2 separate regions of the Homo sapiens genome follow, and region 1 is linked to region 2. A link is an interaction called in ENCODE POLR2A ChIA-PET data of the cell type or tissue named here. Cell type or tissue: GM12878. All regions are shown on one strand. Each heading gives the region's core, and the rest is flanking DNA. Links, peaks and the distances in the headings are about the cores only. Region 1 overlaps EVI5 (ecotropic viral integration site 5). Region 2 overlaps EVI5 (ecotropic viral integration site 5).

Region 1 (16,973 bases), core at 3,026-11,025, 80 kb before region 2:
CTCAAAGACTAGACCCAGAAATACCATTTGACCCAGCAATCCTATTACTGGGTATATACCCAAAGGAATATAAATCATTCTATTATAAAGATACATGCACAAGTATGTTCACTGAAGCACTATTCATAATAGCAAAGACATGGAATCAACCCAAATGTCCATCAATGATAGACTGGATAAAGAAAATGTGGTATATATACGCTATGGAATACTGTGCAGCCATAAAAAGGAATGAGATCATGTCCTTTGCAGGGACATGGATGGAGCTGGAAGCCATTATCCTCAGCAAACTGACACAGGAACAGAAAACCAAACACCACGTGTTCTCACTTGCAAGTGAGAGCTGAACAATGAGAACACAGGGAGGGGAACAACACACACTGGAGCCTGTCGGTGGGAGTGGGGGTAGGGAGAGCATCAGGATAAACAGCTAATGCATGTGACGCTTGATACCTAGGTGATGGGTTGGTTGGTGCAGCAGACCATCATGGCACACGTTTACCTATGTAACAAGCCTGTATGTCATGCACATGTATACTGGAACTTAAAATAAAATTAAATTAAAAGAAAAAAGAATAAGGAGCCAGGTGCAGTAGCTCATGCCTGTAATCCCAGCACTTTGGAAGGCCAAGGTAGGTGGATTACTTGGGCCCAGGAGTTTGAGACCAGCCTGACAATATAGTAAGGCCCCATCTTTACAAAAAGTAAAAAAAATTAGCCAGGTGTAGTGTTGCACACCTGTAGTCCCAGCTACTTGGAGGCTGAGGTGGGAGGATCAGTTGAGCCCAGGAAGTTGAGGTTGCCATGCCACTGCATTCCAGCCTGGGTGACAGAGTGAGACCCTGTCTCAAAAAAAAAAAAAAAAAAAAAAAGAATAAAAAAAGAATAAGAACTGTTCCTAGCAATGGCTTTTGAGCCAAAGGAAAATTATAGAAAATCTTTAATTTTATATGGGTCGAATAGCCATTCCAGATTTTGGTTTTATTCATTCATCAATTTAAATTGGTAAATAAAGATGGTATATATTTATGATGTACAACATGATATTTTGAAATATATATACATTGTGGAAAGGCTAAATCAAGCCAATCAACATGTGCATTATCTCACATACTTACTATTTTGTAGTGAGAAAATTTAATATCTATTTTCTTAGCAATTTTCAAATACAGAATATGTTATTAACTATAGTTAATACTTAGTAGACAATAATTAATTGTCACCATGTTGTACAACATATCTTTTTAGCTTATTCCTCCTGTTTATTGAAATTTTGTATCCTTTGACCAACATCCCATCCCACCCAACCCCATCCCAAGAGTGGTTACCACTCCTGGTAACCACCATTCTACTCTCTGCTCTTATGAGTTCAGCTTTTATATATTCCACATATAAGTGAGATTGTGTGGTATTTGTCTTTCTATACCTGACTTATTTCACTTATGATTTTTTGTCATTAATCCTACTAAGTTTTCTTGGCTACCCAGCAGTCCTTGACAAATCATTTAACTAGGAAGATGATACCCTCATTTGCAGTGAAAACTGGCAATGAGTTTTCTATATCCAAAGCAGTTTATTTAAAATTCAGCTAATGATAAATTACCAGGTATCTGAACGCTCTCAGCCATTTCACTCTTCTCAGTGCCCTGACCACTCTAATCTCCAGGTATGCTGGCCCTGGGAGAGGGATGCTCTTAGTTAAACCAGAGAAAGGATAACTCTGTGTAATTCATAATAACCATTCTAAGGATGGTAGGAAGCATAGTAGCAATAACATATGCTATAACTACAATCTATGAAGCTATCCCTATGATTAGAGAGAAAAATAGGAAAATTTCCCCAATTATATTCAATATCACAAACTTCCATGTGTAATAAATAAAAGTTTTCAGCCTAAACATTGGTGGAAAAACTAGTAGAATCGAATAAAGTCTGTAGTTTATACTATTGTGCAATTCTTAATTTCTTAGTTTTAACAAATGTACCATGATTATATTAGATATTAGAGGAAGCTGAGAGAAGGGTATATGGAAACTCTCTACTATCTTTGCAACTTTTCTGTAAATCTAAAACTATTCCAACACAAAAAATTTATTTTAAAAAGCACTTGATTCCTACCTCTCACCATATACAAAATGATTCATCAACCTAAATGTAAGAGCTAAAACTATAAAAGTCCTAGAGGAAACATAGGAGTGAATCTTTGTGACCGTGAATTAGGCAATGGTTTCTTAGATATGACACCAAAAGCACAAGCAACCAAAGGAAAAATAGATAAAATAGACTTCATCAAATTAAAGTTTTGTGTTTCAAAGCACACCATTAGGAAAGTAAAAAGACACCTCATGGAATAGTAGAAAATATTTGCAAAATTTGCAAATAATATATCTAATAAAGAATTTGTATGCAGAATATATAAATAACTCTTACAATTAAGCAATAAAAAGCAAATAACCCAATTTTTTAAATGGGCAAAGGATTTAAGTAGACATTTTCCAAAGAATATATATGAAGGGTCAATAAGTACATGAAAAGATGTTCAACACCATTAGTCATTAGGAAAATGTAGATCAAAACCACAGTGAGATTCCACTTCATACCCACTAGGTTGGTTAAAATAATAAAAGACATAAAGTGTTTAGCCTGATTTAATCATTCTACATTATAAACATATATCAAAACATCACATTGTACCTTATAAACATATATAACAGTTATTTTTCAATTAAAATAAAATTAAATAATATTAAAAAAACAAAACAAAGGAAAAATAGTAAGTATTGATGAAGATGTGGAGAAATTGGAGCCCTTATCATATATTGCTGGTGGGATTGTAAAATACTTCAGACACTCAAAACAGTTTGGCAATTCCTCAAAATGTTAAACATGGAATTATTGGCCAGGCGCGGTGGCTCATGCCTGTAATCCCAGCACTTTGGGAGGCCAAGGCGGGCGGATCGCGAGGTCAGAAGATTGAAACCATCCTGGCTAACACGGTGAAGCCCTGTCTCTACTAAAAATACAAAAAATTAGCCAGGCATGGTGGCAGGTGCCTGTAGTCCCAGCTGCTCGGGAGGCTGAGGTAGGAAAATGGCGTGAACCCGGGAGGCGGAGCTTGCAGTGAGCCGAGATAGCGCCACTGCACTCCAGCCTGGGCGACAGAGCAAGACTCCGTCTCAAACAAACAAACAAAAAACCATGGAATTATTATATGACCCAGCAATTCTACTCCTAGGTATATGCCCAACAGAATTGAAAACCTATGTCCACATGAAAACATGTACATAAATGTTCATTGCAGCATCATTCATCATAGGAAAGAAATGACAACAGACTAAATCTTCATTAACTGATGAATAGATTAACAAAATGAGGTATACCCATATGATAGAATATTATTCAGCAAATAAAAAGAAAAAAACAATGAAGCACTAATAGATGCTACAACATGGATGAGCCTCAAAAAATTATGCTAAGTGAAGCACACACAGAAAGCCACATATTCTATGATTCATTTATATGAAATGTCCAGAATAGGCAAATCCATAGAAACAGAAAGTAGAATAATGGTTGCCAGGGGCTGAGAAGAGGAAATGGTAAGTAGTTGCCAGTGAGTATTAGGTTTCTTTTTTCATGCTGAAAATACTCTGAAATTAGATAGTGGTGATGGTTGTACAACTCTGTGCTGTACTATGCAATTGTACACTTTAAAAGGCTGAATTTTATAGTGTGTGAATTATATCACAATAAAGCCATTGTTTCTAAAATGTACTCAGAGTACTTGTTGGCACAGAGTAAGTACTATGTTTCCAAATAGTCACTGCCCTCTCCCTGGGATGTCTTAGCATGTGACTTACCTTAGCCAATGAAATGTGCCTCTGGTCGTGCGTGGTGGCTCACGCCTGTAATTCCAGCACTTTGGGAGGCCGAGACGGGTGGATCATGAGGTCAGGAGTTCGAGACCAGCCTGGCCAACATAGTTAAACCCTGTCTCTACTAAAAATACACACACACACACACACACACACACACACACACACACACACACACACAAATTAGCCGGGCATGGTGATGCACTCCTACAGTCCCAGCTACTCGAGAGGCTGAGGCAGGAAAATCGCTTGAACCCGGGAGGCAGAGGTTGCAATGAGCCGAGATCGCGCTACTGCACTTCAGCCTGGGAGACAGAGTGAGACTCCAGCTCAAAAAAAAAAAAAAAAAAAAAAAAAAAAAAAAAAGAAATGTGCCTCGAAATGATGTATATCACATCCAGGGAGAAGTTTTGGGAACGAGCATGTGGTTCACTGTATCCCTTTGCCCTCTGCCACAACACTCAGCAATGTTCAAAATAGAAGTAGCATCATCAGCCTGGGTCCTAGAGTAAAAACAGCATAGAGCAGAGCCACAGCCAGCATTTGATGGACACACAGCATGAGTGAGAACTGATGTAAACCACTGAGATTTCAGAGTATTTGTTAACACAGTAAAATCCAGCCTATCCTGACTAATGCAGGATATTACTGTATAATAATAACTACTATTATCATTACCACTACTAGCAATCAGAAAGTAGAGACTGTTGTGCAATCACCTCAAACAATACTTCCAATGTGCCACACATGGCAAACATGTGGAGATACCATGTGGACAGAGGACACAGATGAGAAGTCAAGTCAGAAGGAACATTCACATCAATAACTCCTTACCAAGCAGGCTGTACTGGTTCTGGGGAATTCAGAGATGCCATGCACAATCTTTCTCAGGGAACTCAGCTAACAACAGCAGCTGCTGTTGATTGAACACTTACTATGTGCCAAACCCTTTAGGCTCCAGTACACGCATTGTCTCCAGTCTCACCAAAGAGCAGTTTGGTGATGAACAAGAAACGTCTCCAATTTTCACCCACAAATAAACAATTCTATTTTAGAGAAATTAGTGAAGCAAATGAAAGGTTGTGGGATCCGTTTAAAATAGCTGCAGAGTGTCAGCGGCTGTGAGCCAGACCAAACAGCACACCTTCCCACACACCCTACTTGGGCCTGTGATTACTCAAATCCCAGCACTGGCCTGGGGAGCTGCCCACCAGGAACATCCCTCCACAGCACAACTAGAAGGCAGCTTGCCAGAAAAGGGCAGAGCTGGACCTGCCTTCAGCCTCTGAATGGACTAAGAGTTAACAAGTGGAAATGCATGAAATTGTTCTTTAAAAATTTGTGCTTAACATCATGACTCCCATGCTTTGGTTTTCTACCACTTCACCCGGCAGCTTGCTTTTGTAGTTCTGGCACGAATTCAGCCGGGCCGAGGGAGCTGGGAGAGGGAAATGGCTCACGGACTCCTGGGAAGCCGAAGCTTGACCTTAAGAGTATTTGGTGGTAAGGAGGCTGCAGAGACAAATATTCATTCATGTGCTAAAGGTTTTAAAACTCTCTCTTTGTAAATGGAGCATGGTTAGTCTAATTCTGCACTCCAGTGACAGGCACAAGGACAGATGCTGGACCTTGAGACATACAAAAGTGACAAAGCAGGCTGATGAATAAGATGTCATCTCTTCTACCCACGACGAAGTCATCCTGGTTGAGGTTAGGCAGGGACACACAAAATTGTGCCTTGAATGTAGAAGTACAGCAAGCACCAACGGGGTGTATCTGTTCCTGTCCTGGGACAGGAAGGGCATAGGTGACACCAGAGACTAGGAAAGCCTCTGCTGGAGGGGAAGAGCCCCTTGGTGGGGGGGAGAGACAAGGCTTGACTGGTTTGCTGTGGAGGGGGTGGTGTGCAATGGCTGCCGTCCCGCCCTCTGAGGCAGAGGCAGGGAACAGTTAGGAGCTCCCAGGTGCATCTCAACTGCCACAGCATCTCAGCCTTGGAGTCTCTCATGTGTACAGTATGCATTTCCTTTAAAAAAAAATCAGAGAAACAACATCTTTAAAGCCAACCAGTTTCTTTCCACCTGACCCTGCTTTCTCCTGTAACTGAGGACAGCCTCAGAGAAGACGCTATGTGGTCTCTGAAAAGGTGGCCAACCGTAGGCAACAGGGGAGTGAGGACACAGCAGCCTTCTGATCTCACCGTGGACACAGTGAACTGACAGTCAGTTCAGGAGGAGTTAAAAAGTTCTCTGGGCCTGGTTTAAGATGCTCATTTTCAGACATTCTTGGTAAAATCTGGAGTGCAGGAGAGATGCAGCTATAGACCCAGTTAGGTGACATCAGCAGGTCACCTCTGAGCAGGTCATAGGGTAGGAGAGAATGGGGCGTGGTACATAAAGGTTGTGGCAGGGTCACGGGCACCATCCTGTACACAGGGTGGGGAATGGGCAGGGAGGGGGTAGGGACGCAAAATAAGCCCCTCCCCCAAGTTGAAGGTAACCTCTGAATTCCCACGGCAGTGCTTCTGTTCTCCTGTATCTCTTGCCCCATGCATGAGGGTAGGAGTTGGTCTGGTTCATCTTTGCTTCCTCAACAGTGACTGATCTGTGCCTTGTGCCAAAGCAATATTGTGTAATTAGAGGACTCTGGAGCTAGGCTGGCTGCATTGGAATCCTGGACTTTCTACTGATATTTGTATTTCACAGATGTTTACCTCGTTTCAATAATGAAGACATTGAGGTAAAATGACTTCTTCAGTTATTCATGCATTCATTCAACAAATATTTATTGAGAGCCAAGGCACTGCTGGGATAGAGATAAAAATCTCTGCACTCATAAAGCTTGCATTCTGGTGTGGAGATAAACAATAAACCAACAAATATGTAAAATGGGTAGGATGTCAGACTGTAATCACTGCTATGGAGAAAAGTAAAGCTAGGAAGAGGCTTTTTCAACGGAAGGATCAGAAAAGGCCTCCTGTGCAGGTTGAGCAGAGACCTGGTGGAGGTGGGGAGCTGCCTTGTGGTATTTAGCTGAGCATCCTAGGAAGGGCAGGGTCCTGATGGGAGTCTGGTGTGTCCATGGATCAGCAAGGAGGTCATAATTTTTTGTTGTTTGTCCAGGATTAATCAATACAAAGCTTGAGTCCCAGTCTAGTGCTCTAGTGCTAGAATTTTACGCCTAAACATTTTCTTATTTCATGGGCGCTGCAAATTTTATAACCGCAGGTTTTACTTTTTTTCCTTCTAAATATCTTTATTTGAATATCTTTAGTAAATAAGTTGACTTTAAGTTCTTTATTTCTTTTGAGATGGGGTCTTGCTATGTTGCTCAGGCTGGTCTTGAACTCCTGGGCTCAAGTGATCCTCCTGTCTTGGCCTCCCAAAGTGTTGGGATTACAGGCATGAGCCACCATGCCTGGCTGATGCTAAATTCTTAACATGCCTAGTATTTTTTTTTTTTATCATTTTAACCATTTTTAAATGCACAACTCAGTGGCATTAAGTACAATCAGTGTCATGCAGCCATGACCACTATCCATCTCCAAAACTTTTCCAGCATTCCAAACAAAAGTTCTGTATTCATTATGCCGTTAACTCTCTTCCCTCACCTCCACTGCTGGGTAATGTCTACTCTATTTCTGTCTCTATGAATTTGCCTGTTCTAGATATCTCATATAAGTGGAACCATACTATGTGTCTGGCTTATTTTACTTAGCATGTTTTCAAGGTTCATCTATTTTGTAGCATTATACTTTTACTTTTTTATGGCTGAATAGTATTCCGTTGTATATGTAGTATATACCACATTTTACTTATCCATTCACCTGTTGGTCATATGGGTTGTTCCCACATGTTGGCTATCATGAGTAATGCTGCTGTGAACATTGATGTACAAGTATCTGAGTTACTGCTTTGAGTATATGTCTAGAAGTGGAATTGCTGGGTTACATGGTAATTCTACAATTAACATTTTTAAAGACCACTGAACTGTTTCTCACAGAGGCTACACCATTTTCCACTCCCAGCAGCAATGTACAAGGGTTCCAGTTTTTCCACATATTTTGCCAACGGTTTTTTTTTTTCTTTTGAGCTCCCGGGTTTTCACAGGGCATATTTTCATTTTTTAAATAGCCATCCTAATAGGTGTGTAAAATGGTACCTCGTTGTGGTTCAGATACTACTTTTTTCACTTACTGGAAACAGAGTCAAATTTGTGATGCATCTTTAATAGGGGTGTGTGTATATATATATGTGTGTGTGTGTATGTGTATAAATATATACATATAATTTTTTTTTTAAAGAGACTGGGGCTTGCTATCTTGCCCAGACTGGTCTCCAACTCCTGGCCTCAAGGGATCCTCCCATGTCATCTTCCCCAAGTGTTGGGATTACAGGCATGAATCACGGTACCTGGCTGGTGTGTGTGTGTGTGTGTGTGTGTGTGTGTGTGTGTGTGTGTGTGTGTAGTTTATGTTTTTGTATTTTACAAACCCTTGTGTCAAGGGCTGACTTTCAATAGATTGCAGTGAGGGAGCTGCTCTGCCATTTACAAAACCCCAAATGATGTATATATTCTTATGTTTGGCCCGAGTGGCTCTTTTTATGACCCAATTCTAAATTTATAGCAGTGGTTCTCAACTAGCAGTGATTTTCATTCTCTGTCCTTCCTGCTGGTGACATTTGCCCATGTTTGGAGACATTTTGGGTTGTCCCAACTAAAGGAGGGGGTGTTACTGGCATCTACTGGGTAGAGGCCAGGGATGCTGCAAAACATCCTACAATGTACAGGGCCTCCCAAAACAGAATTATTTGGCTACTTCCAAATGTCAGTGACAAAGTGGAGACTCCCTGGATTATATAGCTTGTCATATTTCAGGTATCTACAAAACGTACCTTAATTCCTGTTGGGAATAAAGCAGAATATATAGTAAGCTCTTGCTTGTGAACTAAATGACATTAACATTGTGATAAAGATGCAGAAGGTATAACTTTCCTTTTATGATAGTAGCTATATGTGTACTCAAATTATATATAATTGAATGTATTTATTGAATTAGTTGCTAATTAATAACCTAAAGTACAATGTGAGATGAAAATACTGCTATTGAGATTTCCAAAAAATTACCATGTTCCTGAAGGAAACAAACCTAGACATCTTTCACTAAAGATGGTCTTTCATTAAATTAAAAAATATTTACTGGGCCGGGCGTGGTGGCTCACGACTGAAATCCCAGCACTTTGGGAGGCTGAGGCGGGCGGATCACCTGAGGTCGGGAGTTCGAGACCAGCCTGACCAACATGGAGAAACCCCGTCTCTACTAAAAATACAAAATTGCCGGGTGTGGTGGCGCATGCTTGTAATCCCAGCTACTCAGGAGGCTGAGGCAGGAGAATCATTTGAACCCAGGAGGAGGTTGCAGTGAGCCGAGATCTTGCCATTGCACCCCAGCCTGGGCAACATGAGTGAAACTCCATCTCAAAAAAAAAAAAAAAAAAAAAAAAAAAAAAAAAAAAAAATTACTGAATGCAATCACGTGCCAGATTCTCTGTTTAGCACTAAAAATATGTGGGTGGACCAGGTGGATGTAGTCCCTGCACCTTCGGAGCACAAACCTTGCTAATGAACGTTTCACATCAGGCCAACCTTTTTTTTTTTTTTTTTTTGACATGGAGTCTTGCTCTGTCGCCCAGGCTGGAGTGCAGTAGTGTGATCACGGCTCACTGCAACCTCCACCTCCCGGGTTCAAGCGATTCTTCTGTGTCAGCCTCCTGAGTAGCTGTGACTACAGGCATGCACCACCACACCTGGCTAATTTTTGTATTTTTAGTAGAGAGAGGGTTTCACCATGTTGGCCAGGCTGTTCTCGAACTTCTGAGCTCAAGTGATCTGCCCGCCTCGGCCTCCGAAAGTACTGGGATTACAGGTGTGAGCCACCGCGCCCCACCCATTTGTTAACAGTGTTTTGATGCCCCTCCTCTTTTAAAGTTGAAAAGCTGAAGGAAACAGAAATTCTTATAAAATGGAAAACTTTAATTGTTTAAAGAAAAGGCACAAGTAAACATTTCAGGTTATCATACAATGTTACAATAAAAAATTCCAATAGCAAAATGAAACACATTATAACTTTGCTTCTTGGTAGTATACTGAATGTATTATTCTATCATCTCCTCTTTGGAGTAAAAAGAAGGGATAGGCAGATCAATGGATGTGATGTAAAAACTTGGATCATAAATAGCATCCACTATACCTTTAACCAGAAATTAAACTTCAGTAGAATTAAAATTAATTTTTAAAACTTAGTTTTGTTAATAATAGAGCAGCAGTAACTTTCAAGCTAAAACTCATTGTTTTGGTAAGTAAATAACTGATTTCATGAAATGTTCGCTGTCAATGTCTGGTATGTTAATATACATTAATCAAGCTGGTCATGAAACAGTTTTACCAAAATATAATTCATATACTTATTTTACTTTAAACCTGAATATTACAGTACATTATATAAAAGATAAATGAGAATAAGGAACTAAATTATTTCTTACGATGTCAGAAATAATATACTTAAAAAGGTGTAGACCTTATTTTCAATCAAAGGCACTATCTGGAGAGTTAACAAGCTGCATCATGTTCAGAATTGAGAAAAAGTTTTTCTCCTTCCCAAATAACTGGCTGATTAGTAGAAACCTGTCATCTCAGCAAACACTGAATACCTAGTATCTAGCCAAAAAACAAACAAACAAACAAACAAACAAAAAAGACGGTGGGGGCAGAAATTGTGTAAAATTACATCTTTGACTTCTTTTCCCAGGATTTTTTTTTTTTTTAAAGAGACAGGGTCTTGCCATGTTGCCCAGGTTGGAGTGCAGTGGTTATTCTTTCACAGGTGTGATCATTACACACTACAGCCCCAAACTCCTGTACTCTAGTGATCCTCCTGCCTCAGCCTCTTGAGTAGGTGGGACTATAGGAGTGTGCCAATTTCTAAAAAGGCTGTTGAAGTGTTTTCTTGATCTAAAAGTGTCTGTTTCATTAACTCAATGCAATTTCCATTTTATTCACATCACTTGTATCCTCTACTCTCAGCTTGTCAACCCAGGATGGCAATGACACCAGGAAGGTAACTGTCCCAAGGGAGCAAGCTTTCTTATTATGAGTCATTTCATTCACTTTTCTCCCCTGAATATACTCAACTCTAAGTGTTTAACTTAATAACATTCAAATATCACAAAATGTCAGTAATTAAATAAAATTCATCGAGAACATTGTTCAATGCTTCAAAGTCTTGAACAACATACTTACATTAATTTGAATGAAAAGGAGTCAAACCAAGGCATAATATCCTATTGCATCCTAAAGGCCTGGGAGATTTTAAACTCTTCTAAGGTGTATTTGAATCAGATCTTCAAAGAAAAGAGTGTTATTTCTAGTTTTTTGTTGTCCAAATTACAAGAGTTTCAACGGATTAAGGTTTCCTTACCATGATTCTTTTAACACCTAATTCCTAATCAGAAATGGTACTTAAGAATATCAACGTTTAGAATTCAAACATGATTCTAGAAAATTTCTTATCTTAAAGTCAAACTATAACCTTTACTCAATAAAGCATACTCTTAAAGGTCTGTGATGCATGCTTTAAAGAACAGTGATGGGATTCTGGAGTTCTTTCCTTTCTTTCTCCTTCTCCAAAGATACAGATATCTTTCTACAGTTTTCTATGGAATAAGAGACTTCATCATATAAAATGGCTGGCATGTTTTCCCTTTTGAATAGTTCTGATTATAATATCCACCATGAAATTTTACGTTTCCAAATCATAAGCTTAATAGCAAAAGCAAACAATTTGACCTACCACTGAGCTAAATTGAAGAAGAAAAACCTGCATTTTAGAGTATCTGTTATCAAGGGTTAGCAAACTTTTTCTGTAAAGGATCAGATAAATATTTTAGGCTACCTGGGCCATATGGTCTCCCTTGCAATGACTCAACTCTGCTACTGTAGCACAAAGCGGCCATACACAATATTTAAAAGGGTGAGCATGGGTGTGCCCCAATAAAACTTTACTTATGGACACTGCAATTTGAATTTCATATAATTTTCATGTGACACAAAATATCAGTCTTTGGAATTTTTTTCCCAACTATTTAAAAAAGTAAAAACTGGCAGCTGACTGCAATAGCTTGTAGGCTGCACTTTGCTGACCCCTGGTCCAGATCATTCAGATTTCTTGATGTGAGGGTCAAAGCAATAATGTGGCCATGCATCATCTCACTTCACTTGGACATTGATAGCTTTCTGGGCTGATAGTATAGAACTCCGAACAAAAATCCCCAAAGCACAAGACAATCCTACGAGTAAGTAGTATCTACACTCACAGACTGTGTAGAGCTTGTAAGTGTTGATACTCATCTATCTATCTGTATATATATTCAGGAAACATTTAAATCAAATTCATTTAAATTATGTTGTCAAAAAAGCAGGGAATTGCCAGGTGTGGTGGCTTACGTCTAGTAATCCCAGCACTTTGGGAGGTCAAAGTGGGTGGATCACCTGAGGTCAGAAGTTTGAGATCAGCCTGGCCAACATAGCGAAACCCCATCTCTACTAAAAATACAAAAATTAGCCAGTTGTGGTGGCGTGCACCTGTAGTCCCAGCTACTTGGGAGCTGAGGCAGGAGAATCGCTTGAACCCGGGAGGTGGAGGTTGCAGTGAGCCAAGATCGTACCACTGCACTCCAGCCTGAGTGCAGTGAGACTTCATCTCAAAAAACAAAAATAAAAACAAAACAAAACAGAGAATTGAGAAATTCTTCAGCTGAACCCTTTCAAAAGCTTTGGTGTTAGGGAGATCTAGGTTAAAATCTTGGCTCTTGCTGGGAGCAGTAGCTCGCACCTGTAATCCCCACACTTTGGGAGGCTGAGGCAGGAGGACCACTTGAGGCCAGGAGTTCAAGACCAGCCTGGACAACACAGTGAGACACCTGTCTCTATATTAAAAAAAATCTTGGCTCTGCTACTTACTAGCTTGTAACCACAGATAAGTTATTTAACCACCAGAATTTAGCCTGGTGTTAAGGACAGACACGCAGGGGTATGTTTTCAATTTCATTTCTCAGGCAAGCAAATAGCTACAAAAACCTTGCTGGAAAGCCTAGTCCACAACGTACCTGAAGGCTTAACTCCTAGTTTTTGACAGAAAACTACTTTTATCTCTTCTACTCTATTTCATATTTTTTTTTTTGCCGCATGCAACATACTGTGCAAAACTGTGCCTCCATACATACTGAATTCTACTTTTCTCTTCCAAGGCTTTTTCCATAGGTTAACAAAATGTTTTTTTTTTCATAGGCTAACAAAAATGAGAGTAGAAAGTACCCAGTCAACATATTCATGTCGTCTTTCCATAGTGCAAGTATAATTTGGGTGTTTTCTCTAACTTATCAGTGACAGGCATCCTGTTTTCTAGGAAATAATATCTAAATGATATAGGAAAAACTGGTAGGAAAGGATTCTTATGGCTTTATCTATAGAACAAAAACTAGAGATTCTGAAGATCATGTTAATAGATTATTTGTAGATATAATTGCTATGTTTCTTGGACCTTAGCCCATTGCTTAAATTATATTCAGTAGAATATTAGCACTAACTAATATGTGCTATAACCTCTTCAGTCATGAAAAATTTAGTAGTTACATACACATGAAATAAAAGATTCCACCAACAGTGTTTTTGAACAGGCATCAGTTATGAATCTGCTAGTATTGAATGCTAAGCAAAATACTAAAGCTCTTAAAACATTAGTGTTTTATTTTTAACTTTTAACCTATTATTTACAGAAGTCCTGTTAGATGCTGAAAGCAGTCATTTTGCAACATGTATGTTCTTCATATAAAATGATGTTCAATGTTAGGTGGTACAGATTTATAAATATGTACAAACAAAACAGTATGTCTGTAGTTAACCTACTACTCTAGTAACCAACACATGGAAGCATCATATGCACATAAAAGTTAAACATTAAAACAAAACTTAAAACTCTCAAAACAGATAATCATGAATTTGTGTTTATAAAATTATATAGAATAAAGGCTTTGTGTGTGGGGACTTTCAGTGGCCCACCAATAATTTTCATGAAAAAATAAAAATAGAAAAAAAAAACCTCCCAGACACAAACAGACAAGGTAGGCTGGGTGCAGTGGCTCACACCTGTAATCCCAGCACTTTGGGAGGCTGAGGCGGGTGGATCACTTGAGGTTAGGAGTTCGAGACCAGCCCAGCCAACATGGTGAAACCCCATCTCTACTAAAAATACAAAAAATTAGCCAGGCGTGGTGGTGCGCACATATAGTCCCAGGTACTCGGGAGGCTGAGGCAGGAAAATTGCTTGAACCTGGGAGGCGGAGGTTGCAGTGAGCTAAGATCACACCACAGCACTCCAGCCTGGGTGACAGACTGAATCTCTGTCTTAAAAAAAAAAACAACAATAAAAAAAAAAACACAAGGTAAATCAGATGTATGTCTTGGTCAAATGTCTGTAGACAGCCACCTTGAGAACAAATTGATAAACATAAATACACAATTTGCTCACTGAGCATAAAATATTGCACAAGAGCAGTTTTGTCTGAAGAAAATTCAATTTTCCATAGTTTTGAACTTCAGAATGGTTCCCACATATAGATATAGTTGCATTTTCTAAACAAGAAACATTAATATTCAGTAATACTGTTAGAACCTTGTTTTACACATTAACCATATACCAGTCTACTTTATGGCAATGGTAAATCAGTGGTAAAGATTTGGCAAAGATAAAAAGGCAGATAAGACTGTAAAATATATATATATATATATATATATATATATATATATATATATATATATATATATATGTACATATGAAACAAATTATTTCCAAAAAGCCCTAATCATATGATAACTGATCCCTTAAATAAATCCATAGTCTAGGTCACAGTGATGGTCAGACAGTGGTTGAATACGACTCTCTTCTTCTCGGGGGCCGCTCCTTTTGAACCACTTGGTTGCTCTCTCTGGTCTCCAGCACACTGTCTTCTGTTTCGCTCTCACTACCATCTGCCACTGCGGGGTCCAAAGACATCGAACCAGATTTTCCGTGCAAAGGAAAACCAACACCAGTTTCCTGTAAGGAATTATCTATAAAATCTTCATCGGAGGAATGGAATGATTCATCATCTCCTATTAAATGGTTGACAATGTGGATTCCATCAAAAGGAGGTTGGCCTGAGAAGCCCCTCTGGCCTTTTAGGCACCTGAGCTGTTAAAACAAAATCCAAGTTAATACAGTCAAATGGGGGAAACACACACACGCCAAAAAGCAAACATTCCATGTTTAAGGAAGAAGATGCCTTATTATTTTTCTATTTACAGGTATAATCATAGTTACTAATTTTTGAGTGCCTTCTATGTGTTATATATAATGGGCTCATAATTATTTTTATTTTATTTTTTTTGAGACAGGTCTCAGTCTCACTTTGTCACCCAGGCTGGAGTGCAGTGGTGCGATCTCGGCTCACTGCAACCTCCGCCTCCCAGGCTTAAGCGATTCTCCCACCTCAGCCTCCTGAGTAGCTGGGACTACAGGCGTGTGTCACCATGCCTGGCTAATTTTTTTGTATTTTTTGTAGACACGGGGTTTCACCATGTTGCCCAGGCTGGTCTCAAACTCCTGGGCTCAAGCAATCTGCCTGCCTCAGTCTCCCAAAGTGTTGGGATTACAGGTGTGAGCCACCACACCTGGCCTGTAACTTACTTTAATTGAATAATAACAACCGTCCTATGTGATAGATTTTAGTATTTACTTTTCTCATTCTACAGATTAGGAAATGGAGACTCAGGAAGAGTAACTTGCTAAGGACATATATAGCTAGTAGCAAAGTTTAGATTCAAACTAAATCTTCATTATACTAGAGATAATATAATGGACTCCATGTACCCATCACCTAATTTCAACAAGTAACACCCATCATGGACAATCTTTTTACATTACACACCTCTTGTTCCTGGATAATTTTGAGGTAAACCCCAGACATCCTATCAGTTTATCTGTAAATATTTTGCTGGTATTTCTAGAAGGTATGAACTTAAAAACCATACTATCACACACACTATCTTGAGAGAATGTCTCCATAGTTCTGTAAATGATGAAAATGATTTATAAATCATTAAAACTTTGCTAAGAGTCTCCATCCTGTTATAATAGCCCAAAGGCCAGCATATCACCGTCACTTACTGTGGGAGAGGAATGCTGCTTCCCACTCATGAGGTTTCCTTCTGCATGGGGGGAGTGCCAGTCCGGTATAACATTTCTGCCTTCTCTCCCCAACTCCCCCTGGGGAGAAGGTGAGGCTTCTCTTAGTGGGGAGGAGGAGAGAGGAATGGTATGCCTCACTCATCTCTTTTCCCTTTCTTCCCATCTTTTAGAATGAGGCTCTAGTCCTCAATCCCTGGAGTTTTATAGTACAAGACCCTCACATAAGGAGGCTTAAGGAGGTCAAAAGCTACCTGTTACTGGGTGGGCAAGTCTGACTAATTCTAGAGTTTAGTATTGAAAAAATTGTGCCACATTTAAATCTAAACCACATTTTCCAAAACCAGTTTTATCAGAATTAAAACTGATTTATTTTCATCATCTGCCACTTCTTTGCTCAAGTTTCCTCAAACTCCCAAATCCACAACCATGACAGTACCAGTTCTACTCACATACAATTAAGTCATCAGCTCTGCCCTCAAGAGTTTATGTTTTAAAGTTTGATTTTGACATTCTGTCACTTATTTCATTTCTCTCATGCACCATGAATTTTCTCCTACAATAAAGTGGAAGAGTAAAAAACCAAAACCAAAAACAAGAATTAGCTACCAAATATCTACTCTGACTATTAAGAATCTTGCTAAAATATGCTCCACGTCTCCTACCCTCATCCTTGTTTCTCAGGGACAAACTCCTAGTCACAATCTTTCAATTCTTTAGATAAAGGCAATGTGAAATATTCAGGAAATATTACATACACTTTCAAAACTAACGGTCCTGAGAATAAAGACATTACAGCCTCACCATAATACCTCCCAGCT
Region 2 (16,973 bases), core at 3,351-11,350:
CCCTGTAAGGAAAGGCGCTATGGTGCTATATTTCATTTACTAGTGATAAACACTGTCATGCTAGATTAAGTTAAGATTCTGACAAGTCTTTTGGGTGGTGGTGCACTGCATACCATGACTTTTAAAGAATTAGTTTGAAAAGCCCTTTCTGGATCCATGTGAACGCTATTTCATCTTTCTGTCATTCTACTAATCCACATTGTTATTTCTCTAGATGCTCTTCTCCCAGCTTGATGACTATTATGGTCTAGAACTATTACCCCCATATGGTGGATTCTTGTCACCATTTCTTTCTTTTAGCAAAACTAAAGTGTGGAGAAATTCTGGAATGAAAAATTAATACTAAATCCTCTTTTTTTTGGCATGGCCTCTTTACCTGTGTGTATCCTCATAGGTGGCTTGAACTGAACATAGCCTGGGCCTGGCCCCAAAAGCACTAGAGATTTAAAATGGACGGCCGGGCGCCTGTAATCTCAGCACTATGGGAGGCTGAGGCGGGCGGATTACGAGGTCAGGAGATCGAGACCATCCTGGCTAACACGGTGAAACCCCGTATCTACTAAACAAAATACAAAAAATTAGCTGGGCGTGGTGGCGGGTGCCTGTAGTCCCAGCTACTCGGGAGGCTGAGGCAGGAGAATGGCGTGAACCCGGAAGGCAGAGCTTCCAGTGAGCTGAGATCGCGCCACTGCACTCCAGCCTGGGAGACAGAGCAAGACTCTGTCTAAAAAAAAAAAAAAAAGAAAAGAAAATGGACTCAGTGGTTAAGTAACTTATCAAGGACCACATGACTAGCCAGGAAAAAGCAAGGAGTAGAAGCCAGGTTTCACTCTTAGTCCCATTCTCTTTATATCATTATAAATGGCTCCAATATAAACCATGGTTTTGTTTGTTTGTTTTTAAATAGAGACCAAGTCTTGCTACATTGCCCAGGTTGGTCTCAAACTCTTGGGCTCAAGTGATCCTCCTGCCTCAGTCTCGCAAAGTGCTGGTATTACAGGTGTGAGTCATCATACCCAGCCTAAACCTAAAATCAGGATTTTGATTTGAGACAGATCATAGCAGGACATGTGCTAGAATTGTTTTTCTAAAAATGCAGTACTTATTTTATGTTATTCATGTATCTTTTCTTGAGCCCTCTGTAAAGAGTGATATCAAGTCAAAGTTGGGAAGCAAAGCTGTCAAAGTTTCTCGTGTATCTTCTGTAGCATTGGATGATCAGATGGCTCCTAAATATTCATCTTATTAATAAACCATTCCCTTCCCTAGTCTGTCTGAATGGCCTATGAAGAGTTTATTTTGCCAAAAAATATTTAAATCAACTGATCAGACTATTAGTGTATTCAAATTTAATAAGAGAGCCAATGGAAGGAGGCCAGTGTGGAAAACCAGATTATAATTACTTACGAATCCCTTCTCATATGAAGTCAAGGGAGACCAAGGTACAAAAAATAAAACAAAGATAAATCAAAGACAGCCTATAAAAAATATCAATGGTATTTTATATATTTCACGGAAATAATATACTATAAAATTAATTTCCTTTTTCAGCAATTTTAATGTGATGGTTTGGTTTTACTGTGACTAATACAGTTATTAATAGCCATTTTTCCCCTCTGTATACATTTCTCCATTACTATTTATTACTTTTAGCTTATAAATGGGAGTTCACCTTTTGTATAGAAAGATCTAAATGTTTGAGGGGAAAAAACTAGAAAAAATAGTTTTAACTAAAAAACAAAAGAAAGATATGAGCTCTCAAACTCCTGGGTTCAAGTGATCCACCCGTCTTGGCCTCCCAAAGTGCTGAGATTACAGGTGTGAGCCCCCGTGCCCAACCTAAATTATTTAACTTAAACGGTCGCTTGTGATTAATAAACAAAGTAGAAATGTATTATAGTTTGTACTATCTATTTTACAAATGATAATACTGAATCTTCAAGCTTCTCTTTAACCTTTCATTGTGAATAAACAATGACTCAGGGAGAAGGAACATTTAGAATAATAATCATATATGTATTATTAAAGTAGAAACAATGAAACCTTCAGAATGACAATGTATTTTTGTTGGAATTTTGTATCTATCATTATCGCTATACACTTATCTGATCAAGCTAAAGAAAACCCATGAGGCTAATGCTTGAACAAGAATGGCATTTAAAATTAATTTATATGTAAACATTTTTTTCAGCAAAATTCTAGAAGTTTGTCCATTTTAGAGTCATTCTTTCCTGTTTAATCCAAAAATCAAATTCCACCCAGCAAGGACTGCTATTCCAATAATGTTGTAATCTTTTGCAATTGTCTGCTAGTGATCCTGATTCATATATTGCATTCATAACAACCAAAAATAAAAGAATATTTAATTAACACTAGGCATTCTAAAAGCTTCAAAGCTTAAGTAATAAATTTTAAAAACCAATCAATGATAGTTAAAGTAAGGGGTTCTCAATTTTACATATTTTGTTAAGCTTTATTGTACAGACTAAAATTTTGGTTTTGTAGGCTCAGTATTACTAAGTTGCTTATTGTATTTAGTAGTTTCTTGTATCACCTCTTGTAAGTATCCAATTCGTTCATCACCAAAGTCATTAGGTTTTTCTTCTGAGAGGGAGGTGCCAAAACATGCTTTTTCAGTTGAATTTTGTGTTTTATCTTGCTTGCCATAACATTGCTGCATACACCTTCCATTCCTGCAAATACACTGAGCCTTGTCAGAACCAACAGTCTTATGTCTCCTAAATTAGTCCTTCATGCACTGGTTGCCCAGGGCTTTGATGTCTGGGGGCAGAACCAGGTGCAGCTGCAAGATATGTCTATACAAGGCCTGGACACAGCACTCTGTGGGTGGACTACCAGCCACTTGTTCAAAGGGCTATCTTATCTTTCAATCTGTTAATTTTATTGAATTAATGTTAAGTTGTTTTACAGTGTGAAGCAACTGTAATTCTTCTTATCCTTGAATTACCTTTCTTCTTGGTTGGGATTTTTGGTTTTGTGAATGGTATTTCTTTCTGCTAAATAATAATCAATAATAATTAATAAATAATATAAACTAAATTGTTGTGCTATTTCTTTTCACCATGTTCATGGCTAGGTGATTGTCCACATATTCCAAGTACGCTAATGATATGGATGACACTAACTATCTCTCCACCATATTTGAGATCTATTTCCTTTGCCTTCCAAGCTCAAGCTTGTTCTCACTTTTCTATAGTCTCAGGAAAATGCACAGTGAAAGAAAAAACCTAGCTAAACAAGGGCTCTTCTTACTCTTCTGAGATTTTGTTAAATATCTTGTACTACCTAGTTGGGGGAATATATCACAAAACCTGAGTTTTAGGATTCAGATCATTTCCCATATTCAGTGTGTTGCCCTAGGGCCTTCACTTAAGAGTGAGGTGTCACTTTTCTGATCTCTTTCACTTGGTTATCCTTTGCAGAAGTTTCTACCACTCCTCAGTCAGAAGATTACATACTCATTTTCCTTCTCTCCACATGTGAGATATAAATGAATTCTCCTGGGATTTTGCTGACTTACACAGCCTGGAAATGGGATAGATAGTCAAGGTTAGAAGCCAAGCCCTGGCAGGCCTCTCTGCTCTACCACTGTCTGCTTCTTTTGTTAGCTGTCACTTTTTAAAGTTTATTGCATTAGGTTATGTTCCTTTTCCTCTCAGGTTTATTGGGCAAGTTTTTGCTTAAAAAAAAAAAAACTATTTACTATTTTGTTAGATAGTTGGGGTAGGTAATTCTGGGAGTTTCAAGCCATCTTTGGTGCAACATTTATTTAAATAAAGTATGTAAAGGAATCTTTACACAGAAAGTACTTAAAACCTGCTACCTGCTCTTATGGCATAGAAGGTCAATACATGACTATTTTCTCCCTCCTAAAATTCATTCAGCAACTATTTGTTGAGCACCTGTGATATGCCAGGCACCAGGCATACAGCAGTAAATAAGACAAACAAGGTTCTAATGTAGTCACGACTCGCTTAACAATGGGGATACATTCTGAGAAATGTGTTGTTAGGGGATTTCATCGTTGTGTGAACACCGTAGGGTGTATTTACACAAACTTAAATGGTAGTGCCCACTATACATTTAGACTATACAGTATAGCCTACTGTTCCTGGGCTACAAATATGTACAGCATGTTACCGTATGGAATACTGTAGGCAACTGTAACACAGTGGTTAAGTATTTGTGTGTCTAAATATTTAAACATAGAAAAGGTACAGAACACATACTGTCTCATAATCTTATGGGACCCAGATGATATATGTGGTCCATCGTTGACTGAAACATCATGGGGTGTGAGAGTTAATTTTTAAAGTAAAAATAATTTCAGGCACTGACAAGAGCCATAAAGAATATAAGACATGATAATGAGACACAGTAACAATGTGAGGGGCCTACTTTACAAAGGTGGTCAGGCAGTGACTTATATCTAGGCTGAGATTTAAATGATGAGAAGGTATCAGTCATGGGAAGATTAGGGAGCACAGAATTGCAATCATAAAAAAGAGCACAAGCAAAAGCCTTAATGTAGGAATGAAAGAGCTTGATTCAAGAAAAAAAAAGGAGGTGAGTAGTTGCTAGAACTAACTGGTGAAGGAGAATGCCATTTAAAATGGGTCAGAGAAATGGGCAGGAGCCAGACAACACTCAGGGACTTTAAGGCCAGAAAAAAAGGTGGCCCTTTTGCTTGGTAGCCCAAGTTTCCTTTGTTACTTTTTCCCTATAATTATCTGGAAGTTCTAGTTCTTATTTCCTTTCTAGCAACAGTTACTTTAAATGTCATTTAAATATACATAAAATATTATAATGATAATCATATAAATTCATAAAGAATAAAAAGTGAACTCATATCCTCTACTCTTTTGCACCAAGCCCTTTACTATCTCCTGAAGGAATATTTCAACAGTTTTGACAGGATCACTGCAGCCAATTTCAATGCATTTAAGTACATATGCATGTAACATATATACATATTAACATGCACATGTACTTAATATATATAAATACAATACATATACTCACAAATGCTTTTTAATACATACAAATGGGAATATATATTCTGCTTATAATTTGCTTTTTTCACCTAGTATGTCTTGTAGATCTTTATTCTTTCTGAAAGACGCAGAATATTCCAGAGTATAAATATACTATAGTGTAACCATTCTCCTACTGATGGGTAGTTACTATTTTTTCTAAATATTAAAAATAACCTTGGGGTCAGGCGCGGTGGCTCATGCCTGTAATCCCAGCACTCTGGGAGGCTGAGGTGGGTGGATCACTTGAGGTCAGAAGTTTTGAGACCAGCCTGGCCAACATGGTGAAACTCCATCTCTACTAAAAATACAAAAAATTAGCTGGGCATGGTGGCACGTGCCTGTAATCCCAGCTACTTGAGAGGCTGAGGCAGGAGAATCGCTTGAACCTGGGAGGCGGAGGTTGCGGTAAGCCGAGATCACGCTACTGTGCTCCAGCCTGGGCGACAGAGTGAGGCTCTGTCTCAAAAAAAAAAAAAAAAAAAAAAAAAAATTAGATTTTTCATCCACCTTCATCAGTTACATAAAGAATACAAAGAAATCTAAAATAGAAGGAAAAAATCAGAATAGGAATAAAATTTTTAAAAAGATGGCTTATTTAAATTTGCAATTATTTTCTAGTATTGTACTGGCCAATGGTATTAGAAGTATAAGCTACTGGAAGTACCAATGCCTTCTCTCTCTCTCTCTTTTTTTTTTTTTTTACATTCTTTCCAGATATCTAATATAACAAACTGAAACTTATAATTAGTTATTAAATTTTCACATATTAACTTTAGGATAGGAAACCACTACTTAATATATTTTAACATTTTACTCCTGGCTATTAACATTTACAACATGGGTTACAAATAGGTATCATACCTCTAAAGGAAGTAACAGAAACAATTAGTAATCTCTCTCTGTTCTTTTTCATAGAGATTTCAAAATAAATCTAAGGTTATGCATAGGATGTGGGTTTTTCTCCGGGAGTAGTATTACAGAAGGTTTGTGGTATTAGAAGGGTCATGACACAATGCAAGTTGCTTAGTCTCAAACACAAGCGTAAAGCTTTCATTTTAAGAATATTTTATATTATACCCACAGATGAAAAATCTAACAAAAAGAGACACGGTGGTACATAAAGATATATTCAAGTGCTCTCTCTTTCGTAAAAAATCAAACCTTTTTAGAGACAATTTAAAAAGCAATCTCTTGATTGTTTAAAAGGTTAAATAATGCTTTTTTTTTTCCAGGCTTTATTATGAAACTATGTTCAACGGTCACAGAGGCAACCACATTAACTTGCAGCATGGATACAAATTTTAAGTTCTACATTGATATTTTCAACGCACATATGAAGCAAAATGTCTTAAGCAAATTATTACTGCATATGAAATTACTATAGTAGAAGAAAACCCAATAATTTGAGTAAATCTGTAACACTTGGTAAGTAATCACTCTGATTAATCAACATCACCTTACTGAAATATCAATAGCAACCACTAGGCTTTAGTAGGTTATTACTGATTTGTACTTTGCCAAAAGAAAAATTAATCAGAATGGTAAATGTGGTAAGCGGTAGCCTCTCCATGACTTCAAGGTGACTCATTTGAAACTTCTAAAAACAAATCATACTCATATCATGTACTACTGATAAGTTTTTGAAACAGTTTCCTGTAATTTAAAGTCATGGACAAAGGTTTGAATATTCTTCTTAGTAATTAGAAAAAGTAAAAGTACACATAAATGTCTTTTAAAAACCAATAATGAAATCTGAAAAATATATAAGGGATAAAAGAAATCAAATATTTGGCTAGTATTTTTCAGTATTAAGACTGATTTAATTCCATTTCAGAAGAGAAATATACATATACACAGGACTAGCTAAAGGCACAGTTTAAAAATACCAGCCCAAGGCCGGGTGTGGTGGCTCACACCCATAATCTCAGCACTTTGGGAGGCCGAGGTGAGCAGATCACCTGAGGTCAGGTGTTCGAGACCAGTTTGGCCAACGTGGTGAAACCCCATCTCTATTGAAAATTTAAAAATTAGCCAGGTGTGGTAGCAGTCACCTGTAATCCCAGCTACTCAGGAGGCTGAGGCAGGAGAATTGCTTGAACCAGAAGGCTGAGGTTGCAGTGAGCCGAGATTGCACCATTGCACTCTAGCCTAAGAGACAGAGTGAGACTCCATCTCAAAAAAAAAAAAAAATCAGCCCAGTGCTTTGCAGGGCTGAGTCAGGATTATTTGAGGCCAGAAGCTCAAGATCAGCCTGAGCAACATAGCAAGACCCCATCTGTACAAAAAATTTAAAAATTAGCAGGGCATGGTGGGGTGTGCCTGTATTGCTAGCTACTAGGGAGGCTTAGGTAGAACTGCTTGATCCCAGGAGTTCAAAGCTGTAGTACGCTGTGATTGCACCACTGAACTCTGTCCTGGGCAACAGAGCAAGACACTCTCCCTCTCTTAAAACAAGTCAGCATTCACACAAGGTCTAAAAGGTAGAAAATATTCCTCATAAATCATAATTTAATTGGAAACAAATCAATTTTGTGACCAATACTTAAAATTTGATATAATTCCAATGGCTCCTAAAAACTATGGACTCACAAACTAGTTTTAAAAAAAATTAGATACTTTTTAGAAAAGTTTTAAATTTACAGAAAAATTGAGAAGATAGAGAGTTCCCACATACCCTCCCACAGTTTCCCCTATTATTAATATATTAGTGTGGTACCTTTGTTACAATTAATGAACCAATATTGATACATTACTACTAAAGTCCTTAGTTTATTCAGATTTCCTTTGCCTTTGTTTTTTAACCTGTTTTTTTTTTTTCCTGTTTCTAGAATTCTATCCAAGACACATTACATTTAGTTGTAATGTCTCCTTAGGTTCCTTTTGGCTGTGACAGCTTCTTAGACTTTGCTTGTTTTTGATGATCTTGTCAGCCTTGAGTCATTACTATTCAGGTATTTTGTAAGATCTCCACAAGGGGAATCTGTCTGATAGTTTTCTCATGGTAAGACTAGGGTTATGGGTTATCAAGAGGAATACCAGAGAGGTAAAGTGCCATTTTCATCATGTCACATGATATCAAGGGTATGTACTATCAGTGTAATTTATGACTGTTGATGGTAATCTTAATCACCTGGCTTAGGTAATCTTTGTCAGGTTTCTCCACTGTAAAGTTACTCTTTTTGTCCCCCATACTTTTCCTTTGGAGGGAAGTTGCTAAGTGCAGCCCATGCTTATGGAGTGGAGATTTATACTTCCCCTCCTTGAGGGTGGAGTATCTACAAAAATTATTTAGAATTCTTCTGCATATTTGTCTCTTAACTCACATTTATTAATTTAATCATCATTTAAATCAATATAGGCTCATGGATATTTATTTTATACTTTGGGTTATAATCTACTTTGGGTTATTATACTTTGGCTTGTGTATTTCAAGTATGTAATACTTCAAAATTTTTTTTTTCTCAAATTGTTCTACCTTTGGTCATTGGGAACTCTTTCAGTTGGCTCCTCTGTCCCTTCAACACACTCCAATTAATGTAGGTTTTTTTTTTTTTTTGGCTGTGTGTGTGTGTGTGTGTGTGTGTGTGTGTGTGTGCATTTTGAGTACTTCCTTACTTATTGGCATTATAAGGTGCTCCAGGCTTATCTTCTATATTTCCTGTCCCCGTCCTAGAATCAGCCATTTCTTTTTTTTTTTAATTTTATTATTATTATACTTTAAGTTTTAGGGTACATGTGCACAATGTGCAGGTTAGCTACATATGTATACATGTGCCATGCTGGTGTGCTGCACAGAATCAGCCATTTCTGTGAGAAGCCCTGGTCCCCTTCACTGGAGAATGGTATTAAAAACCAAAATCTGGGCACTAAGTGTACATAAACTAATTTTTAATAACACCAAGTGAGCATATATATTATGGTACTTAAGAGTCCAAACTCCCCTAATTCTTAACTGAGATCTTACTATGAGCTCATCTTGGGGGATCCAAATGATGTTCTTCAATTCTAGATATAGCAATATCCTAAAAACCTCTAGATACTTCATCCCTTTAAATTTAACTGTGTACTGAAGTTGGACACGAAAGAATCTCTGAACACTTCAGAAAAAAGTTTTTAAACAGAATCTCGCAATCCCTAATGACTAGATAGCAAGCTAGGTAAAGCAGTCTATGTACGTATTTTCCTGACAATTAATATTAAGACAAGATACAATTACAGAAGATATTTTTTCAAATTAAAAATGCTTAAAATTGAGAAATGCCTTAAAGAAAAATGAAAAATATTTTAATATTTAGGTAAATTGCTCAAAACGAAAGCCATAAACGATTGTGCTTCAGGGGCAAAAAAAAAAAAAAAAAACTATTAACAAGTTAGCTCAGGAAACTGGAAAGTACAAACTAATCACAAAGCTTTATGATAAATTCCATCATTTAGTAATGTCATGGTAATTTCACATAATTAAAAAATATAATATTTTTAAGTTAATGGTAAAGGTTTTATCACTTCCTCTCCATCTCTGTCAAAACTACATACTGATCTGAGCACAGTGATTTAAACCTAGCACCCTCATTCTATGTCAGAACAGAATTTTGAGTGGGCGTTTTTAAGCCAAGAGTGGTTGGGGTATTGCCCATCTGAGGCATCCCTAGAGGTTATCTGTTGGGCAAACTAATCAAAATGGGTAAATGTTACTGGGTACCAGGAAAAAAACCAAAAGTTGGATTTGAGTAGACCTACACTCTTTTAAATGAAAAACTTTCCATTACTTGTAACAAAGTGGCGTTAATTTTATAGATGTGCTTAGCCCACAGAAGCTTTTAACATAGTTACAAAAATCAATATGCTTATCTTTATAATAACCAAAATACAAACTCAATCCCAGGTTAAATACTAGAAGGCTTGGGTTTAATTCTCACCTATTTTCCTTAACTAACTGAGGAAAAAATTGACTTTTCTATGTTTTGTTCTACTCCATGGAATTTAGAGATAGCTCCATTTAGTATTAATGTAAAAATAAAGTCTTCAAATAATAAATAGCATTTAGATGGTGGAAAACTCCAGTAATAAGAGGAAACTTAATTTTTTAACCTCATTTCCCTCCAAACTAAATACCATGAATTCTTACAAGTATTTTTTGAATCAGTTCAATTAAATCTTTTTAACAGCTTAAATGTCATCTAACTGATCACTCCCATGCTCAAAACCCTCCAATGATTTTCCATCTGAGTCGGGAAAGGTCAAAGTTTTAGGTCCTACATAATTGGCTCTATTTACCTCTCAGACTTCCTCTAATTCCCATGTCTCACTCCACCCAGACTCTACTTCAGACTTGCTCCTTATGTCAGGCCCTTTGCCTGTACTATTCTCCTAGTAAGTAGTTCTTCCCCCAAATCTTCATGCCTCATCTGATTCAAATGTTTGTTTAAATAAATATCCCCTTCTAATGAACCTTTATAAACCACATTGTGAAAATAGCAACAGTCCTCCATCCCTAATACCAATATCTTCTCATTCTCACATTTTTCTCCGTTGTCTTCCACTGTCTAAATTTCACACCATAAGATTTATTTTTTTCATCTAACTTCTCATTCTACCATAAAGCTCAATGAGGAAAGGGATTTTTGTATTTTGTTCACTAATCCAGGTAGTGTTTAGAATAGTGACAGGCACATAGTAAGTACCCCATAAATATCTACAAAATTGAAACCAATACTTCATTTAAATTAGAAACTTAATCTGTTCTTCACATGTGGGTTTTAAAATTAGAATAACATTTAAAGTCTAATTGATATTTCAAAAAATAAACTATTACATACAAATTATTTCAGTAAATAAACATATTTTGACTGTGGCTAGTATGCCGATATTGGAAATATAAAGTCAAATAATGGTCCTTACCCTCAATGAACTTCAGCTGCACATGGTGGACAGAAAAATTGAAAAGAATTAACTACAGTAGTGTGAGATGGTATAAGAAAGATCTCTAACAAAGGGTATTAGAAGAGCAGAGATACACGAAATCAGGTAAGATGGCATTAACAGGGAATGCTGATCACAACTGGTCAAGCTTAAGCTGACTTTTGGGGGTGGAGCCAATATGGCCGAATAGGAACACCTCCAGTCTACAGCTCCCAGCGTGAGTGATGCAGAAGATGAAAGATTCCTGCATTTCCAACTGAGGTACTGCGTTCATCTCACTGGGGATTGTCAGACAAGGGGTGCAGGACACTGGGTGCAGCACACCGAGCGTGAGCCGAAGTAGGACGAGGCATCACCTCACCAGGGAAGCACAAGGGGTCAGGGAATTCCCTTTCCTAGCCAAGGAAAGGGGTGACAGATGGCACGTGGAAAATCAAGTCACTCCCACCCCAATACTGCACTTTTCCAATGGTCTTAGCAAACAGCACACCAGGAGATTGTATCCTGTGCCTGGCTTGGAGGGTCCTACGCCCACAGAGTCTCGCTCATTGCTAGCACAGCAGTCTGAGATCAAACTGCAAGGCGGCAGCGAGGCTGGGGGAGGGGCGCCTGCCACTGCCGAGGCTTGAGTAGGTAAACAACACAGCCGAGAAGCTCCAACTGGGTGGAGCCCACTGCAGCTCAAGGAGGCCTGCCTGCCTCTGTAGACTCCACCTCTGGGGGCAGGGCATAGCCAAACAAAAGGCAGCAGAAACCTCCGCAGACTTAAATGTCCCTGTCTGACAGCTTTGAAGAGAGTAGCGGTTCTCCCAGCACGCAGCTTGAGATCTGAGAACCGACAGACTGCCTCCTCAAGTGGGGCCCTGACCCCTGAGTAGCCTAACTGAGAGGCACCCCCCCGTATGGGCAGACTGACACCTCACACGGCCGGGTACCCCTCTGAGACAAAGCTTCCAGAGGAACGATCAGGCAGCAACATTTGCTGTTCACCAATATCCGCTGTTCTGCAGCCTCCGCTGCTGATATACAGGCAAACAGGGTCTGGAGTGGACCTCCAGCAAACTCCAACAGACCTGCAGCTAACGGTCCTGACTGTTAGAAGGAAAACTAACAAACAGAAAGGACATCCACACCAAAACCCCATCTGTACGTCACCATCATCGAAGACCAAACGTAGATAAAACCACAAAGATGCGGAAAAAACAGAGCAGAAAAACTGAAAATTCTAAAAAGCAGAGCGCCTCTCCTCCTCTAAAGGAACGCAGCTCCTCACCAGCAATGGAACAAAGCTGGACGGAGAATGACTTTGACGAGTTGAGAGAAGAAGGCTTCAGACGATCGAACTACTCCGAGCTAAAGGAGGAAGTTCGAACCCATGGCAAAGAAGTTAAAGACCTTGAAAAAAGATTGGACAAATGGTTAACTAGAATAACCAATGCAGAGAAGTGCTTAAAGGAGCTGATGGAGCTGAAAACCACGGCACGAGAACTACGTGATGAACGCACAAGCCTCAGTAGCCGATTCGGTCAAGTGGAAGAAAGGGTATCAGCGATGGAATATCAAATGAATGAAATGAAGCGAGAAGAGAAGTTTAGAGAAAAAATAATAAAAAGAAATGAACAGTCTCCAAGAAATATGGGACTATGTGAAAAGACCAAATCTACGTCTAATTGGTGTACCTGAAAGTGACGGGGAGAATGGAACCAAGGTGGAAAACACTCTGCAGGATACTATCCAGGAGAACTTTCCCAATCTAGCAAGGCAGGCCAACATTCAAATTCAGGAAATACAGAGAATGCCACAAAGATACTCCTCGAGAAGAGCAACTCCAAGACACGTAATTGTCAGATTCATCAAAGTTGAAATGAAGGAAAAAATGTTAAGGGCAGCCAGAGAGAAAGGTCGGGTTACCCACAAAGGGAAGCCCATTAGACTAACAGCTGATCTCTCAGCAGAAACTCTACAAGTCAGAAGAGAGTGGGGGCCAATATTCAACATTCTTAAAGAAAAGAATTTTCAACCCAGAATTTCATATCCAGCCAAACTAAGCTGCATAAGTAAAGGAGAAATAAAATCCTTTACAGACAAGCAAATGCTGAGAGACTTTGTCACCACCAGGCCTGCCCTAAAAGAGCTCCTGAAGGAAGCACTAAACATGGAAAGGAACAACTGATACCAGCCACTGCAAAAACATGCCAAATTGTAAAGACCATCAAGGCTAGGAAGAAACTGCATCAACTAACGAGCAAAATAACCAGCTAACATCATAATGTCAGGATCAAATTCACACATAACAATATTAACCTTAAATGTAAAGGGGCTAAATGCTCCAATTAAAAGACACAGACTGGCAAATTGGATAGAGTCAAGACCCATCAGTGTGCTGTATTCAGGAAACCCACCTCAAGTGCAGAGACACACATAGGCTCAAAATAAAGGGATGGAGGAAGATCTACCAAGCAAATGGAAAACAAAAAAAGGCAGGGGTTGCAATCCTAGTTTCCAATAAAACAGACTTTAAACCAACAAAGATCAAAAGAGACAAAGAAGGCCATTACATAATGGTAAAGGGATCAATTCAACAAGAAGACCTAACCATCCTAAATATATATGCACCCAATACAGGCGCACCCAGATTTATAAAGCAAGTCCTCAGAGATCTACAAAAAGACTTAGACTCCCACACAATAATAATGGGAGACTTTAACACCCCACTGTCAACATTAGACAGATCGAGACAGAAAGTTAACAAGGATATCCAGGAATTGAACTCAGCTCTGCACCAAGTGGACCTAATAGACATCTACAGAACTCTCCACCCCAAATCAATAGAATATACATTCTTTTCAGCACCACACCACACCTATTCCAAAATTGACCATATAGTTGGAAGTAAAGCACTCCTCAGCAAACGTAAAACAACAGAAAGTATAACAAACTGTCTCTCAGACCACAGTACAATCAAACTAGAACTCAGGATTAAGAAACTCACTCAAGCCGGGCGCGGTGGCTCACGCTTGTAATCCCAGCACTTTGGGAGGCCAAGGCGGGCGGTTCACAAGGTCAGGAGATTGAGACCATCCTGGCTAACATGGTGAAACCCCGTCTCTACTAAAAATACAAAAAATTAGCCGGGCGTGGTAGCAGGTGCCTGCAGTCCCAGCTACTTGGGAGGCTGAGGCAGGAGAACGGCGTGAACCCAGGAGGCAGAGCTTGCAGTGAGCCAGGACCTTGCCACTGCACTCCGGCCTAGGTGACAGAGCGAGACTCCGTCTCAGAAAAAAAGAAAAAAAAGAAACTCACTCAAAACTGCTCAACTACATGGAAACTGAACAACCTGCTCCTGAATGACTACTGGGTACATAATGAAATGAAGGCAGAAATAAAGATGTTCTTTGAAACCAATGAGAACAAAGATACAACATACCAGAATCTCTGGGACACATTCCAAGCAGTGTGTAGAGGGAAATTTATAGCCTTAAATGCCCACAAGAGAAAGCAGGAAGATCTAAAATTGACACCCTAACATCACAATTAAAAGAACTAGAGAAGCAAGACCAAACACATTCAAAAACTAGCAGAAGGCAAGAAATAACTAAGATCGGAGCAGAACTGAAGGAAATAGAAACATTAAAAGCCCTTCAAAAAATCAATGAATCCAGGAGCTGCTTTTTTGAAAAGATCAACAAAATAAATAGACCACTAGCAAGACTAATAAAGAAGAAAAGAGAGAAGAATCAAATAGATGCAATACAAAATGATAAAGGGGATATCACCACCGATCCCACATACATACAAACTACCATCAGAGCATACTATAAACACCTCTATGCAAATAAACTAGAAAATCTAGAAGTAATGGATAAATTCCTCGACACATACACCCTCCCAAGACTAAACCAGGACGAAGTTGAATCTCTGAATAGACCAATAACAGGCTCTGAAATTGAGGCAATAATTAATAGCTTACCAACCAAAAAAAGTCCAGGACCAGATGGATTCACAGCCGAATTCTACCAGAGGTACAATGAGGAGCTGTTACCTTTCCTTCTGAAACTATTCCAATCAATAGAAAAAGAGGGAATCCTCCCTAACTCATTTTATGAGGCCAGCATCATCCTGATACCAAAGCCTGGCAGAGACACAACAAAAAAAGAAAATTATAGACCAATGTCCCTGATGAACATCGATGCAAATATCCTCAATATAATACTGGCAAACTGAATACAGCAGCACATCAAAAAGCTTATCTACCATGATCAAGTGGGTTTCATCCCTGGGATGCAAGGCTGGTTCAACATAGCAAATCAATAAATGTAATCCAGCATATAAACAGAACCAACGACAAAAATCACATGATTATCTCATAAGATGCAGAAAAGGCCTCTGACAAAATTCAACAACCCTTCATGCTAAAAACTCTCAATAAATTAGGTATTGATGGGACGTATCTCAAAATAATTAGAGCTATCTATGACAAACCCACAGCCAATATCATATTGAATGGGCAAAAACTGGAAGCATTCCCTTTGAAAACCGGCACAAGACAAGGATGCCCTCTCTCACCACTCCTATTCAACATAGTGTTGGAAATTCTGGCCAGGGCAATCAGGCAGGAGAAGGAAATAAAGGGTATTCCATTAGGAAAAGAGGAAGTCAAATTGTCCCTGTTTGCAGATGACATGATTGTATATCTAGAAAACCCCATCGTCTCAGCCCAAAATCTCCTTAAGCTGATAAGCAACTTCAGCAAAGTCTCAGGATACAAAATCAATGTACAAAAATCACAAGCATTCTTATACACCAATAACAGACAAACAGAGAGCCAAATCATCAGTGAACTCCCATTCGCAATTGCTTCAAAGAGAATAAAATACCTAGGAATCCAGCTTACAAGGGATGTGAAGGACCTCTTCAAGGAGAACTACAAACCACTGCTCAATGAAATAAAGGAGGACACAAACAAATGGAAAAACATTCCATGCTTATGGGTAGGAAGAATCAATATCGTGAAAATGGTCATACTGTCCAAGGTAATTTATAGATTCAATGCCATCCCCATCAAGCTACCAATGACTTTCTTCACAGAACTGGAAAAAACTAAAGTTCATATGGAACCAAAAAAGAGCCTGCATTGCCAAGTCAATCCTAAGCCAAAAGAAAAAAGCTGGAGGCACCATCCCACCTGACTTCAAATTATACTACAAGCCTACAGTAACCAAAACAGCATGGTACTGGTACCAAAACAGAGATATAGATTAATGGAACAGAACAGAGCCCTCAGAAATAATGCCACATATCTATGACTATCTGATCTTTGACAAACCTAACAAAAACAAGAAATGAGGAAAGGATTCCCTGTTTAATAAATGGTGCTGGGAAAACTGGCTAGCCATATGTAGAAAGCTGAAACTGGATCCCCTCATTACACCTTATACAAAAATTAATTCAAGATGGATTAAAGACTTACATGTTAGACCTAAAACCATAAAAACCCTAGAAGAAAACCTAGGCAATACCATTCAGGACATAGGCATGGGCAAGGACTTCATGTCTAAAACACCAAAAGCAATGGCAACAAAAGCCAAAATTGACAAATGGGATCTAATTAAACTAAAGAGCTTCTGCACAGCAAAAGAAACTACCATCAGAGTGAACAGGCAGCCTACAGAATGGGAGAAAATTTTCGCAACCTACTCATCTGACAAAGGGCTAATATCCAGAATCTACAATGAACTCAAACAAAGTTACAAGAAAAAAACAAACAACCCCATCAACAAGTGGGCGAAGGATATGAACAGACACTTCTCAAAAGAAGACATTTATGCAGCCAAAAGACACATGAAAAAATGCTCATCATCACTGGCCATCAGAGAAATGCAAATCAAAACCACAATGAGATACCATCTCACACCAGTTAGAATGGTGATCATTAAAAAGTCAGGAAACAACAGGTCCTGGAGAGGATGTGGAGATAGGAACACTTGTACACTGTTG

The links. Peaks named below come from ENCODE experiments on the same cell type or tissue, not always from the same donor. Only the 100,000 strongest peaks of a DNase experiment are listed, where the experiment ranks them.
Region 1: POLR2A ChIA-PET joins it to region 2 with 6 read pairs; 4 of 35 experiments call an interaction of 5 or more read pairs at or near these places.

The regions. Positions count from the first base shown.
Region 1 is chr1:92,498,812-92,515,784 of GRCh38, forward strand. EVI5 (ecotropic viral integration site 5) reads right to left here. Exons shown (of 20, transcript NM_001350197.2): 20 at 9,885-15,159. The coding sequence ends at 14,845. Among named protein-coding and RNA genes, the nearest start is that of GFI1, 20 kb to the left of the region's middle. RefSeq lists an enhancer at 5,591-5,780. In GM12878, for the core only: no CTCF peak of the experiment used is centred there; no DNase peak of the experiment used is centred there; H3K27ac peaks cover 633 bases.
Region 2 is chr1:92,577,991-92,594,963 of GRCh38, forward strand. All of the region lies in intron 18 of EVI5 (ecotropic viral integration site 5), which reads right to left. It also overlaps the pseudogene LOC107985727. Among named protein-coding and RNA genes, the nearest start is that of GFI1, 100 kb to the left of the region's middle. RefSeq lists a silencer at 6,479-6,628. In GM12878, for the core only: no CTCF peak of the experiment used is centred there; DNase peaks (open chromatin) are centred at 6,071, 6,581 and 9,681; H3K27ac peaks cover 1,447 bases.